Regions from separate parts of the Homo sapiens genome. Here region 2 is linked to region 1. The links are chromatin contacts, found by Hi-C in ENCODE. All regions are on one chromosome and are shown on one strand. The core of a region is the stretch at or near the end of the contact, and the rest is flanking DNA. Distances in the headings are between cores, read along the strand shown. Region 1 has its middle 190 kb from the start of RAP1GDS1. Region 2 overlaps TSPAN5 (tetraspanin 5).

The links. Hi-C counts contacts between places; a loop is a spot of excess contacts on that map. Pooled maps may share reads with other maps.
Region 2: a loop to region 1 is called in a pooled map, with 4 times the contacts of the local background. The contact joins two enhancer-like sites. A Hi-C loop is called at or near these places in 3 of 37 single-sample maps with no recorded cell type and 9 of 50 pooled maps.

Annotation. Positions count from the first base shown.
Region 1 is chr4:98,445,991-98,453,589 of GRCh38, reverse strand. No RefSeq gene overlaps it. Among named protein-coding and RNA genes, the nearest start is that of RAP1GDS1, 190 kb to the right of the region's middle. Within about 2 kb of position 6,314, at least 12 of the 41 ENCODE cell types and tissues checked have a DNase peak (open chromatin) inside an H3K27ac peak, as active enhancers do.
Region 2 is chr4:98,507,359-98,513,959 of GRCh38, reverse strand. TSPAN5 (tetraspanin 5) reads left to right here. Exons shown (of 8, transcript NM_005723.4): 2 at 6,232-6,282. Among named protein-coding and RNA genes, the nearest start is that of TSPAN5, 150 kb to the left of the region's middle. Within about 2 kb of position 3,111, at least 4 of the 41 ENCODE cell types and tissues checked have a DNase peak (open chromatin) inside an H3K27ac peak, as active enhancers do.

The DNA of each region.
Region 1 (7,599 bases), core at 5,065-7,564:
TTTATGCACATAAACTAGAAAACCTAAAGGAGATGGGTAAATTCCTGGAAATATACAACTCACCTAGATTAAACCAGGAAGAAATAAAAACTCTGAACAGACCAATAGCAAGCAGCGATAAATGGTAATAAAAAGTTACCAAGAAAAAAAAAAAAGTCCAGGACCATACAGGTTCATAGCTGAATTCTATTAGACATTCAAAGATTTGGTACCAATACTATTGACACTATTCCAAAACACAGAGAAAGAGGGAATCCTCCCTAGGTCATTCTGTGAAGCCAGTATCACCCCAATACCAAAACCAGGAAAGGACATAACAAAAAAGGAAACTACAGACCAATATCCCTGATAAACGTAGATGTAAAAATCCTCAAGAAAATACTAGCTAACCAAATTCAACAGCATATCAGAAAGATAATCCAACATGATCAAGTGGTTTTCATACCAGGGATGTATTCTGCATCCCTGCATACTTAACATATGCAAGTCAAAAAGTGTGATACACCACATAAACAGAATTAAAAACAAAAATCACATGATCATCTCAATAGATGCAGAAGAAGCATTTGACAAAATCCAGCATCCTTTATGATTAAAACCCTCAGCAAAATTGGCATAGAAGGGAAATACCTTAAGGTAATAAAAGCCATCCTGACAAACCCACAGTCAACATTATACTGAATGGGAAGAAGTTGAAAGCATTCCCCCTGAGAACTGGGACAAGACAAGGATGCCTACTTCCAGTACTTCTATTCAACATAGTGCTAGAAATCCTAGCCAGAGCAATTAGGCAAGAGAAAGAAATAAAGGGCATCCAAATTGGTAAAGAGGAAGCCACACTGTTGCTGTTTGCTGGTGACATGATCATATGGAGAGAAAAGCCTTTTCAAGATAGGAGGAAGTCATGCCAGCACATGGAAGGGCTATGAGGTACACATGGGCACTTGGAAAGCTAAGGAGAAAGGCTATGAGCTAACCAAGCACACGACCATCCCCTCTGCCTTCTCTAAGAGCTCAAAGTCTCAGACTATCAGCAAAAGACTTTGGATGTCTGAGAGAACATGCTTTTCATAAGGATGATGGGGGTAGGGGATGGTTGTGTCCGGGGCTATGCCCCATATGCTGGGCATGAGGGTATCCTGATGATTAATCCAGAGGATGTGTCAGGCAGGATTCCAGAAAGTTTAGGGGAGCAGAAAAATCTCTGAACCATCCTGGGATATAATGTCTCCTTTACAGCAACATCTGGGAGCTGGGTGGCTCAGGATATCTGATCTCTTTAAGTATGGTGCTTTACTTGGCAAGTGATTATTAGTCTCTGAGTCAGAACTCAGTGGCCTCAAAAAGGATGGACGTTGAACAAAAATCCTGGGGTATCAATTCAGGAAATGGCTACCTACTTGACCAAACAAGGTGAGGACTCTTGTTGGCCAGGCCACACTCTGAGGACTTTAAGCAAAGTATCATTTCATTGCCCTTGGTTCTAGCTGGCGTTTTTCTACTCTGGCTGCAGATCAGAATCACCTTTGGAGCTTTAAAAAAATTCAGATACCCAGGCCCCAGTTCCAGGGATTTGATTCCCTAAGTGTTGGGAAAAGCACACTTTTTTTTTTTTTTAGACAGGGTCTTGCTCTGTCACCCAGTCTGGAGTACAGTGGCATGACCACGGCTCACTGCAACCTCTGCCTTTCAGGCTCAAACAATCCTCCCACCTCAACCTTTCATATAGCTGCGACTACAGGCACACACCACCATGTCTGACTAATTTAAGCAAACTTTTTAAAAAAATGGATCTATTGTTGGTGTTTCCTGGGGACCCTGAGGCAACACAATGATGTGTGAGTTTAGGAAGTGCCAAAGGGAGCACTGAGGCCTGCGGGGCTCAGTTTGTTTATGGAGCAACCCCTGTACTCATGGCTCAGCTGGAATAAGAACGTGTCCACTTGCCTATCTCCTCCTCAAGATCCTCTAGGCATCTCCAACCAAATGTGTCAAAGCCAACTCATTTTACAGGAACCCACTTTCCTTTCTGTGTTCCTCCTTTTAGTTAACATCACCACCATCTTCTGCCCAGTCACCCAACTCAGATACTTCAGAATGATCTTCTTTTCCAATCTCTAGCTCCATAAAAGTATCCCAGACCCTTCCTCTCTAAAAATCCTAGTTTAGGCATCAACAATTGTGAAGTGTTTGAGATTTTACCCTCCTTGCAAGCTAACAAGTTAGCCTGCCACAGGTACATAGATGCTGAGAGAAGGCCTGAGACTCCTGGGTCAGACTGAAAGGACTTTATTATGCATGCACCCCTGGTAAAATGAATCTCATGTTTGCAGTAGTTTCTCTTGCTTCCCAAGTCCGACAGGGAACAGTGGCCCAGATGGATACTTCACACACAGCAGGTTTATGCCCCAGCGAAGGAACTGAGTTTAGGAAACCCCAGTCTCATAAAGGGGCCTGCAAGTGATCCTGACCAAACTTTGCCCCCGAGGGAGACCTTATCTTGATTTCTGTACAGTAAAAATAAATCTGCCTGTCCCAGGGAGACACTGTCTCTATCTTACAAGGCTATTTGGCATATAAAGATCCTTGAAAAGGTAGTTAAAAAGAAAAAGCTGAAGCTGTCTTTCACAGAGGTATGGAAATACAAGATACCCATCGAGAATTGTCTCTCAACATCAGGAATTCATCACAATTACCTATTAATTTCCTTTCTGCTAGCCTGCCCCACCCCCATTAGCAATAATTCTGATTCTAGAACAAAACATAAAGCAAATATACCCATCTTTTATGTAGAAACCTTGGTTTTTCCGTTATATAATACAAAGTTAAAATGGCTAATGTCTACTCCCTGCTCCTGCCATCTCTTCTGCTCTATTTTCCTAGCCTTTTCTTTTGCTCCCACCCTTCCTTCCTATGTACCCTCTGCCCCAAGATGCCCAGAGCACCCAGAGTCACCTCTACAGAACCCCATAACTCTGTTCATGCCTTGGTTAAAGCCCTTACTTGTTTGCTCAATAATCAGGTTCATGTTTATCTTCTTCCAACACAGTGCCTGACATAGTAAGTGTTTAGTAAATCTTTGGGTAGTGAGGAAGGCTGTTGAGTTAGAGAGTCAGGCTTTTTGGTGTATTTTTGAACTTTGAGGGTTAAAACTGGTAGCCCCAGTTGTTTAAATCCTTTGGATTCTGTTGTCATGAGGTCTGTGGCCATGGCCTTTAAGCAGAACAAATTGTCCTAGGGGAGATTTTGATACATTAACGACTAGCTTCATGAATCAAGATTTCATTCCATTTGAAATAATGGAAAACCCTGCCTGAGGGATTTCAACGTCAGGTGTGTGTCTCCTGCCATCAGCATGAGGGTTCTCAGCATAGGGCCGCTACTCCAGCTTATTGATGCTCCTGTGGACCCAGGCTCTTTGTACCTTTCTGTTCCACTGTCCTTAAGGTACAGGCCTTCATCCTCAGGTTTCTACCTAATCGTTGCTGAAGGGCTGCATATTTGAGGCAAGAAGGAGGGGAAAAAAAGGAAAAGGTGAAGGGACAAAACAGCATTTGCCCAGCAGGTCTTTTCCTTTCTATTTACTAAAGGATGCCATATCTGGGGATTTCTATGGAACTGTAGCACTAGCTTGGAAAGCTGGAAAATGGGACTATTTGAAGCTTGACGTACTAGTCTCTGAACAAAATCGGGGTTCTGTTAATAAGGAGAGCTGGATATTGAAGAAATAATTCATATTTGCCACAAAGACATTTTTTGAACACTTATTGATACTATATTCTTTTTTCAAATATGGTAGGGATGTAAGAGTTCTGGCATGTTTTTGGCTATGGGTTGGCCATCCAGAGCAAACGCAAGGTTTGGCAACTATTCCTCTGCCATTGCCATGCTCTAGCTCCCGGTCTATGTAACCCTTGTTAGCTTAAGGCAAGGAGAATTATCTGGTCTTTCTTTGAGCCCACTGGGGCTTACTCACTCTGGGGTATATAGGGAACATGCTGTTCTTCGGTACATGCTGTCGTTGAAACATTTAGGAGCAGAATGTTTCTTTTCACTGGAATCTTGGCTGGAATGGAGCAGAACTTCTAATTATATGAGTCCTTTAAAATGAGGAGGCTCATTTCTGTGGGGTTGGCTATAAAGAGGAAATTGTGGTTGATCAGGTTAGCCTGGGAGGTTGGCAGGTAGAGTCTGTGTTAGGAATTCTCCAAAGGGAGGCCTCCAAAAGCAGAGCGCAATAAGCCTGGGTGAGCAGGCTTCCATATTATATAAGATCCCCTGACTCATGGGATAAAGATGATGATGAAGATGTCTTTGGCCTGAGGAGAAGGGCTATATTCCTGATCCAGCTAAGGGACTTTCTAAATCCCTGCAGTCCCACAAGCTGCTGCCAGCCCTGTGAGAGGAGAGGGAACAGGAGGGCCAGCACCAGCTCCCTCCTATCAGCAGGATGTGGTGAGTGCAGGCTTGGGCATGGCTTGCAGCTGTTTTCATGTTCCTGCCACTTGTCAGACTGCAGCTGTCACTGACTCTCAGGATGGCAAGTCTTCTCTGGGGGACTAAAGGCAGTGCAAGTTTGCACAGGTCATATAAATGACCTTGGGTCAAATATTTGGATCTTCCTTAAACATGGCCTTTCCCATAGTGCTGTTCTCTGTCCCTAAAAATCCATTTCCCTTTCTCCTGCTCTGGAAGCAGACAGCCTCCATCCACAGGGTCACAGATGCATAGGCTTCCAGGGGCTATGCAGTTTAGGTGAATGGCCAGGTGGGGATCTAATCCAGTAGAGAGACATATCCTGTCCAAAGGGGGCCCCACCCACATGCTCTTCTCCTGAAATGTAGAGTCCCTGGTTTCCAGATCTCCTCATTTTAAAAGAAAAGCCAGAGAAATGGATTTTTATGCAAAATCACTTACATTTTAAATGTTTAAAGCTATTCATTTTTTCTCCTTTTCTTCTTCCTTTTTTTTTTTTTTAAAAAATACCAGGCCGGACGCGGTGACTCACGCCTGTAATCCCAGCACTTTGGGAGGCTGAGGCGGGCGGATCACAAGGTCAGGAGATTGAGACCATCCTGGCTAACACGGTGAAACCATGTCTCTACTAAAAATACAAAAAATTAGCTGGGCGTGGTGGCGGGCACCTGTAGTCCCAGCTACTCAGGAGGCTGAGGCAGGAGAATGGCGTGAACCCGGGAAGCAGAGCTTGCAGCAAGCTGAGATGGCACCACTGCACTCCAGCCTGGGTGACAGAACAAGACTCCATCTCAAAACAAAACAAAACAAAAAACAACAACCATGTGGCCCAAACAACATGTGTGAGGGCCCCTAGTTTGTTTGCCATCCCTAGTCTATAGAGGAAGAAACAGATTGGCCAGGTGATAGAATCATGAAGAGCATGAAGAGTGTTTAATGATGACTCTTGTGGAAGAAGAGGCCCTCCACTCCTTCCCTCCCCTCTCCATGTGAGTGGTGCCTGGAGAGTGTTGATCAGCTTGGAAGAAATCAGAGTGGTGGTTCACAGGTTTGTTTAGAGGCGCAAATATGTTGCTAGCAGTTGATGGCAGTGCTAAGAGGTGATTAGACTCCAATCAGCTAAACATCAGTTCCATAGGTACTTGTAGGTATGCTCTATACCTCTTCTGATACACTCTGAACGCACTCTGATACATTTGGTAATGGGGCGGTGGTAGATGTTGCGTGGGTGTAAGTGATGTAACGCTTGGATGCCCAGGAGGAGGTGCTGTTGTGGGTTCCCTCGGGAGAGTGGGGAGGGCTTGGTTGGAGCAGAGTGTTCAAGAGGTGATGAAAAGTAAGGGTGTATCAGGAAGGGTTGCACAGAGGCTGGGCAGGGCAGCTCTGCCTCACTGAGAAATTTGATCAGGATCTCTGAGGAAGAAAGGATTGGGGCTTTGATTTAAGAATTAGGGGCAGAAAATAGAGGGACTGGCAAGTCAGATAGTTTTTAATTGAGGAACTACCCTAGCATCTGAAAACACACACAACCTAGCATTTGGGGTTTGTTTTTTAAAAGTCAGAATATATCTTGAATGTCTAGATGCAGGAAAAGGTTAAGATTCTGGTACAGCCATATAATTAAAGAACATGGGGGTATGGTGGCTCATGCCTATAATTCCAGCACTTTGGGAGGATCGCTTGAGTCTGGAAATTCAAGGCTAGCCTGGGCAACAAAGCAAGACTTCATCTCTGCAACATTTAAAAAAAAAAATAGCCGGGCATAGTAGTGATGCCTGTGGTCCCAGCTACTAGGGAAGCTGAGGTGTATCAGTTGAGCCCAGCAGGTTGCGGCTGTGGTGAGTCAAGATTGCGCCACTGCACTCCAGCCTGTGCAAGACCTCATCTCAAAACCACAAAGAACACAACAAAGAACAAAAAATAGGCAGCCATTAAAAAAGAGGTTTATAAAAACTTGAGTTGTTAGTAACATGAGAAATTCTTAAGTGGGGGGAAAAAAGGATATAGCTACACATGGCACAATGCTTCAACCATGTAAATACACCCTGGGCAACTGCTGTGGGCAAGCATGCCAGAAGGTCATTCTGAAACTTTGCATCAGACATTAGGCACAGGTATAACAAAGCATGCTTTCTATGAACTAACTGTCAGATCATATTATAACACAAATGCGAGGCCGTTCTCTCATTAACAGGAAATGAATTTTTGTCAGATGGTTTTCTCAGGTCAGTGAACATCTTGTTCTCACTTGTTGTGGCTTAGGGGAAGTCACTGTGTTTCACAATCACGATAGGGTAACAAGAGGACAAGAAATAGGCGAGTGGGAAGCAAAGGAATTAATAGTTATTACTTTGGGATATGATGAATCTACATGGACACTCTGCTGTGTTACTTCCTCTAACTTCTGCTGGGTACTAGGGGATGAGGCTGTGTGGGTGAAAAGAGCAGAATATGATTCATTAACACCTCTTCTACTTTTCTTACCTACACAAAAAAGGAAGTCATGGTAGGAGAAGCATGGTAGAGAGTGGGTTGCATTCTGGAAACTTGAGAAAAGGGAGGGTGGGGCAACGGAACTGTCTACCTACCGATAGTTGGCTTTAGCCGAAATTAGGAACTATTTTGGGTTCCTCCAAAGATGGGTCTGAAGTCAAAGCTCCTCTGGTTAATATTTCCTCACATCATCTTAGAATTGGATTCAATCATCCCTTCCTTCCTAAGTTCTAAGTGTTTTAGGTATCTGTCTGACATGCCTATGCTAGACATCAAGGAACTAAGCACCAAGATGCTGAGCAGAACCTCCCTGAAGGGAGGTCAAGGTCAGAGGTGCTGACCTTCTCTGGTCCTCCTGCTAGTGGACCAGAGAAGACCACCAGACCAAGAGAGCAAAGGTCAGAAGAACCGCAGGCAGCAGTACCTACCTGGCTTGTTTTGTTTGATAATTTGGTTCCAATATATAAAAATGAATTGTCATCATATTAAGTTCCTGTCTAGTGTTATAAATAGGAGACAGATGTGTATTGTCCATTTTCAAAGTGTTAGGGAGAATCTCTGTGGCTACAGCTAAAAAGCTCAATTTCATTAAAAATTTTATTTTTATTTTGGGACAGACTCTCACTCTGT
Region 2 (6,601 bases), core at 1,862-4,361, 64 kb before region 1:
AAGAGGATTGAAAGTGTCAATTTAAGAATTGTCTAGGAACTTGATATATACTATCTATCTATCTATCTATCTATCTATCTATCTATCTATCTATCTATTTGCTTTTTATGAATAAAAGTAGCAGGGGTGTTGGAAATATATGTATATTTTTAAATAATTTATTTTTTAAAAGTATACAAACCGAAATTTATTTCAAAGAGAATTCAGATAGCAGCCAAAATACACAGAAAAGAAAACTGTCCTTCAGAAGTGCCACTAGATCAAGCTAGTTATGAAATTGGCACCTGAGAATAACTTCTGTCAGAGGGGATGTAAGTCTTTGGAATTTTGAAGAGCCATAGTCTCTGTAGAAGATGCCAGAAATGTAGGCATTATCCTTAACACTTCCTTTTCCTTCCCCTTCCTCCCACCCCCACTGAAAATGTCAGTTTTACTTCTCAGTAGCTCTCAATTCCGACCGTTTCACCGTATTTCAGCCCAGGACATGATCACATCTTGCCTGTATTACCAAAGTCACCTCCTTTTGATCACTGTAGATGCACTCAGACTCTAATCTTTTCTGCGGCCCAGATCCTCATTTTTCCAAAGCCCAGATCTGCAAAGACCTGCCTGCCTACCCCACCCCTGCTCACCACACATAGCTGGCCTTTAAATGGCTTCCTGGCACTTGTAGGAGAATGACTGGATTCCTTAAGGTGGGCTACAAGGCCTGCATGGGCTGGTCCATGCTCGTGTCTCTAATTGCAAACCTGCTGTACCTTCCCCACTTCCCCCATTCTCTGTGCACCAGCCACAGCAATTGCCTTTTAGACCTGTTTACTTGTCATGCTTCTCTCTCTACTGGGACTTTGTACATTCTGCTCTGCCTGAAACACTCTTCCTCCTTTCTTTGCTCATTAACTCCTTCTCATCCTTTGGACTACATGTACGCATTTCTCACTCAGGGAAACCTTCAGATGCCCCTCCAGGTCAAATCCCCCTGTTATAGTTTCTTTGGCCTTATTTGTTTCTCCTTTGTAGCACCATTAGGAATGATTTTACGTTTTACTCTTTATTTGAGGACTCTCTCTCTCTCTTACTGGACTGTATGCTCATTGGAGGCAGGAACTGTTTCTGTTTTCTTACCTTCATTTATCCCAAGAGAAAAGTAGTGTCTAGTACAAAATAGGAACTCAAGAATATTTGTTGCAGATTATAAATGAATGGATGAATGGCCTCTTGAAGTATCCATTTTTATACCAGTTAGAATAAGGCACTGTACCAATTTCAAAATGTTGGAGGTTCAGCAAGGAAGAAAACCACCAGATAGGGAGGAAAGGATCTTCCTTTTGTAGAATTCAGAGAAAAGTGGGGCAGATGTGTCCCTCCAGAGGTAACTAATCGCCCTCATCACATGCTGGGGCCATTTTCTTCTCCAGCTGTTCCCAAGGGTCAGCTCTGCCGGCTGTCCTTCTGCTATGCCTGAAGGCTTCCATCAGCCTGCCTGAGGGCTGTTCTCATTCCTAGGTGGGAAAACATACCTTTGATGCCTAGAAATTAAAAGAGTAATTTAGAGACTTAGGGCATGAGTTTCATTACAGTTCTCCGTCCCTGAGCTTGCTCTGTGGACAAACATTCTGTGCATATTAGGAAAGTATAATAGTTTTGGTCTTGGGCTAAGGATTCAGATTTTCTGAGCAATGTAGCTCAGGCACCTTTATGATCTTGGGAGGAATACTTAAAATTTCTTTTTTTTTTCTTTTTTGTTTGAGACGGAGTCTTGCTCTGTCGCCAGGCTGTAGTGCAGTGGCGCGATCTCAGCTCACTGCAACCTCCGCCTCCCAGGTTCAAGCGATTCTCCTGCCTCAGCCTCCCAAGTAGCTGGGACTACAGGTGTGCACCACCACGTCCAGCTAATTTTTGTATTTTTAGTAGAGACGGGGTTTTACCATGTTGGCCAGGATGGTCTCGATCTCTTGACCTCATGATCCGCCCACCTTGGCCTCCCAAAGTGCTGGGATTACAGGTGTGAACCCCTGCACCTGGCCTTAAAATTTCTAAGCCTCAGTTTCCTTATCTATAAAATGGGGATTAAAACAATATCTAGTGCCTGGGATATTGTTATGGGATACTTTGTACCAACATTATTCTATAAAAATATAATGCAAACCACCTATGTAGTTTACGTTTTCCATAGCTATCTTTAAAAAGTGAAATGAAATTAATTTAAATATTTGACCCAGTATATCCAAAATGTTATCACGTCAAGATGTAATCGATAATAAATATTAATGAGATATTTTACATTCCTTTTATTCATATTAAGTTTTCAAAATTCAGCCTGCACTTTACACTTACCAGTGCAGCTCAGTTTGAAACAGTAGTCATGTGCCATATAATGATGTTTCAGTTAACAGCCAACTGCATATACAATGGTGGTCCCATAAGATTATTATATTGTGTTTTTACTATGCCTTTTCTATGTTTAGATACGTTTGGATGCCAGATACTTACCATTGTATTACAGTTGCCTACAGTATTCAGTACAGTGACATGCAGTATAGGTTTGTAGCCTAGGAGCAATAGGCTATACCATATAGCCTAGGTGCGTCATAGGCTGTACCATCTAGGCTTGTGTAAGTACACTATGATGTTTGCATGACTACACATTTCTCAGAACGTATTCCCTTTATTAAGCAACACGTGGCTGTAGTTTAGCCATACTTAGCATTCAACAAATGCCGGCAAAATTATTGTTATTTATTTTAAAACATCAAAATTTGGGTTGACAAACATTTGTACTGTACATTTGCATATATTGCCATGTGGGAAGATGCCTCAGATAAGATGCCTCAGATATATTTTTTTCCATTTCAAAAGAGTAAAGGGTTGACTTTAAGACTTCTCAGCTATTTCCTGCAAGTGGGCCTCCCTGGGTTTCAGAATGAGGTCAGTTTCGTGGTTTATGGTTGTCTTTTCTTTGGGAGGTGGGAAGGGGAAACTGAATGTGCCTCAAGTATTGCATGCCTGTCTCTGTTTTTTGGCTCTTCTCTGTTTAATTATTGGGAACTGGAACAACTTGATTTTAAAACAAAACATATGGTCTGAGAATAATTGGGAGGACATTTGCTAGTGATGTAGCACTGAAGGTATGTATCAAGTTGAGGCCCAGGCTTGCACCACTTGCTTGCTTAGGTATTGAGTGTTTCCCTTAACTTCAAATTGTGTTCTTTCCCAGTTCTTAAACCCTTGTTTGGAAAGTCACAGTCAAAGCAGGAAATATGGGAGCAAGATTATAAAGGAAATTGTCTGTGAGTCTTCTTTAAATCCCTACTTTTTTTCTCTCTCCTCTTTATGGAAAACCATTGGTTTCCAAGCTATTTATATGGCTCGTGAATGAAAAAAGTTGTCTCAAAGTGCCAAGAGGAGAGACGAAAACTTTATTTAAAAAGGAGAATGTGGACCCACCATTGAATTTCTCTGTTCTTTTGCTTAACTCCATTGTGGACACCAAAGTGGGGAATTTCTGTTCCACAGCCAGTTCTTATGTGAAGGCAAGGTTTTTATCTCTCTTTACCTTTTCCACACCCCTTTGCTTGCTGGGGGAGGAATATATGATATGCTGATCATGTACCATGTAATTCCAGCCTGAATGCCTCAACTTTTTATATCATGGGAGCAAAGGGGAATTTATCAGGACTGCTAAGAACATGTATTTCTCTTGTTCAAGTCTCTGCTCCTCTGCTTAGAAGCTATGTGCCTCTGAGCAAGTTATTTAAACTCTCTAAACCTCATTTTCCTCTTTCCTAAAAAGGGGATAATAAGAGCGCCTATTTCAGAGTAAAATTGTTGTGAAGCTTTAAAGAGACATTGCACACAAAGCACTAAGCATGATGCCTGGAAAGTAATAAAAACAAATCTTAGCGATCAAGCAGAGGCCTTCGGCAGGAACATGTCCACACCATCAGCAGCAGGAGGGACAGTGAATACTGCGTCAGGGAAAATAACCAAACATTTGTCCATGAGGAGCTTCAGCATTGGAAAGTCAGCCATTTCACTGGGTTGTGTTTGATGTCAATGGGTTGAAGTCAAAGCCTTAACTCTGTGCTTCTGTGCTTCCTAGGTCTCATGGGAGCCTGTACACTCACTTGTCAGTGGTCGTTCTCTTTTGCCCAGCACCTATAAATATGAGAGTAACATGCTGAATTGTTTTACTTTTGTGCTACAGAGTCCTAAGTACCTTTGAGTCTTTTGGAGATTCACTTGTTTTGGATCTGAAATGTAAAATGAAATAGCTCTCTGACCAGGGCTGAGCACGGTTTTTCAGTTGGGATAGTAAAACGAGAAATCTTTCTGAACACTTTCCAAGGAGTCCCCTATAAGAGCAAGGGGTAGGAAGAAAGGGGTCTTCAGTTCTTGCCAAATCAAGGACATGATTTTCTGTATAGGGCTCAGAATGTATTGTGTGTTGTCTTGCTTCAATGTCAGATGAGTGTCGAGAGCTTCGGGAAGGTCTGCTTTTTAAAAACACCACTATGTTTTCGGAGCAGCTAATTGTCTTTTGTCAGTCCCCTTTTCTTTCTGCTCCTGCCATCTGTCCAAGTCCCGTTTGGATTTATTAGTGATTGCTTACAAAGTATCAGGAACTCCCTGCTGAGAACAGTGAAGCCCTTGCCCAGTGGGCAGGTCTCGGATTTCCCTGGAACTGTAAAAAATAACCACTCTCACTCATTTTTTTCTCTGCATACCCCTCTCAGTGGACCACTTTCCTCACATTAACTTAATCAAGATGTTAGTAAAATAAACGGTGTGCTGCCATCACACTGAAACTTCTTGTCTCTTTTCAGTGTTTGGAAAGGAAATTGAGAGTTGCTATTGATAATAAAGATGAAGCATATCTTTACTCATGGCCAATTACACACAGTCCTGATCATTGGATTTTTAGTGGGTGGACAGCTCTGTACAATGTGTCATCAAGTCTGTGTCGCCCCAGTTACAAAACACTCCATTGTTTTCTATATCAAGGGGGAAAAAATTATGAGATACCATGGATTTTAAGATACATCCCAATTTCAGATGTGTTCAAATGTGGGGAAAATATATGTATCTTATAGCAGATGGAATACAGTGAGAATTAATTAAAATGGAAAGCCCTAGTCCGGGAGTGGTGGCTCACACCTATAATCTCAGCATTTTGAGAGGCCGAGGCGGGAGGATTGCTTGAGCCCAGTAGTGTGAGACTAGCCTGGGCAATATAGTGAGGCCTTGTCTCTACAAATAATTGAAAAATTAGCCAGGCATGGTGGCATGCGCCTATGGTCCCAGCTACTTGGAAGGCTGAGGCAGGAGGCTCGGTTAAGCCTGGGTAGTTGAGGCTGCAGTGAACTGTGATTGAGCCACTGCACTCCAGCCTGTGTGAGAGAGTAAAACCCCATCTCAAAAAAAAAAAAAAAAAAAAGAAAAACAGTAAAATGGAAAGCCCTCCTGGTTATCACCTGTTCCTCTCCTGGCATTCCCCCAGTCCTCAACACAGCTAATTGACAGAACGGTGAGATTTGTGGGTATGTATGAGATGTGCCTCTGCCTTAGGGCTGAATGCGTAACTCAGTCCCATGTGTTGTATACTCTGTGTATGCATGAAGTTGTGGAACTGAGTCAAAACCAAGAAGGGTGGTGGGAGGTCCTCTGAACTAAAATTTACACAATCGAAGTTTCTGAAAACAGAACTTAGGAATTTTCTTTGGGTTACATTGATAAGATTCTTGTTACCTTTGGAAGGCATGATCAAAGAGGGACATCCAAGGCTCTACATGCCCCTCGCTGACCTGGCCCATTTGTAATGGCTCAATACTGAAGAGAAGATCCCAGTTCCTCTAAGTTAATGCCTCTGCTTATCCATTTTCTAGTGACCACAGGCCTCAGATCCATGGGGAATCCGTTTCCTCCCCTACCCTAAAAGGCAGCATATTAAATGTTATTGATAATTTCAGTGTACTCAGGATTCTACCTAATTATTACTCTTCATAATCTGAATGACTTCTAACCAACTGTGTGTCTCCAGCCCTTCTTAATGCTGTAAAAATTTTAAGTAGGGGGATTATGGTATTTATTTTCCTGGTAAAGATAAGTGCTCACACTTTAGGAAAAGCTATTTCCCAGCCAGGTAAAGTGACAAAAGAATTGATTGAAAAGTTTCTTCTTTATATTAGCGGCATTTTCCCTTATATTTACACTGCTTTCTTTCTTTTTCAGTTTTTGGGAATAACATTTCTTGGAATTGGACTGTGGGCATGGAATGAAAAAGTAAGTTGAATATCATGACAATGCACACATCGTGGTTGTTAGAGGCTGCACATCATATTATGTATTATCCCCCTTTCTCTTTGACAACCACAGAGTATAAACATGGCTCTTTAACAAGAAAAAGTGTTGGTGGAAGATTAATGTCATACTCTCAAAGACACTTTAGGAATTGTGCCTAAATTGATGACTGCATCAAAATAATTACTGAAGTAACAATACACGTGCTCAACAGAGAATATACCTTGGAATTTGATCAGTTAGCCAAAGATCGATGTTCCTATGGGATATTTTCTCACTCAGGCACAAGAATTCCAGTAAT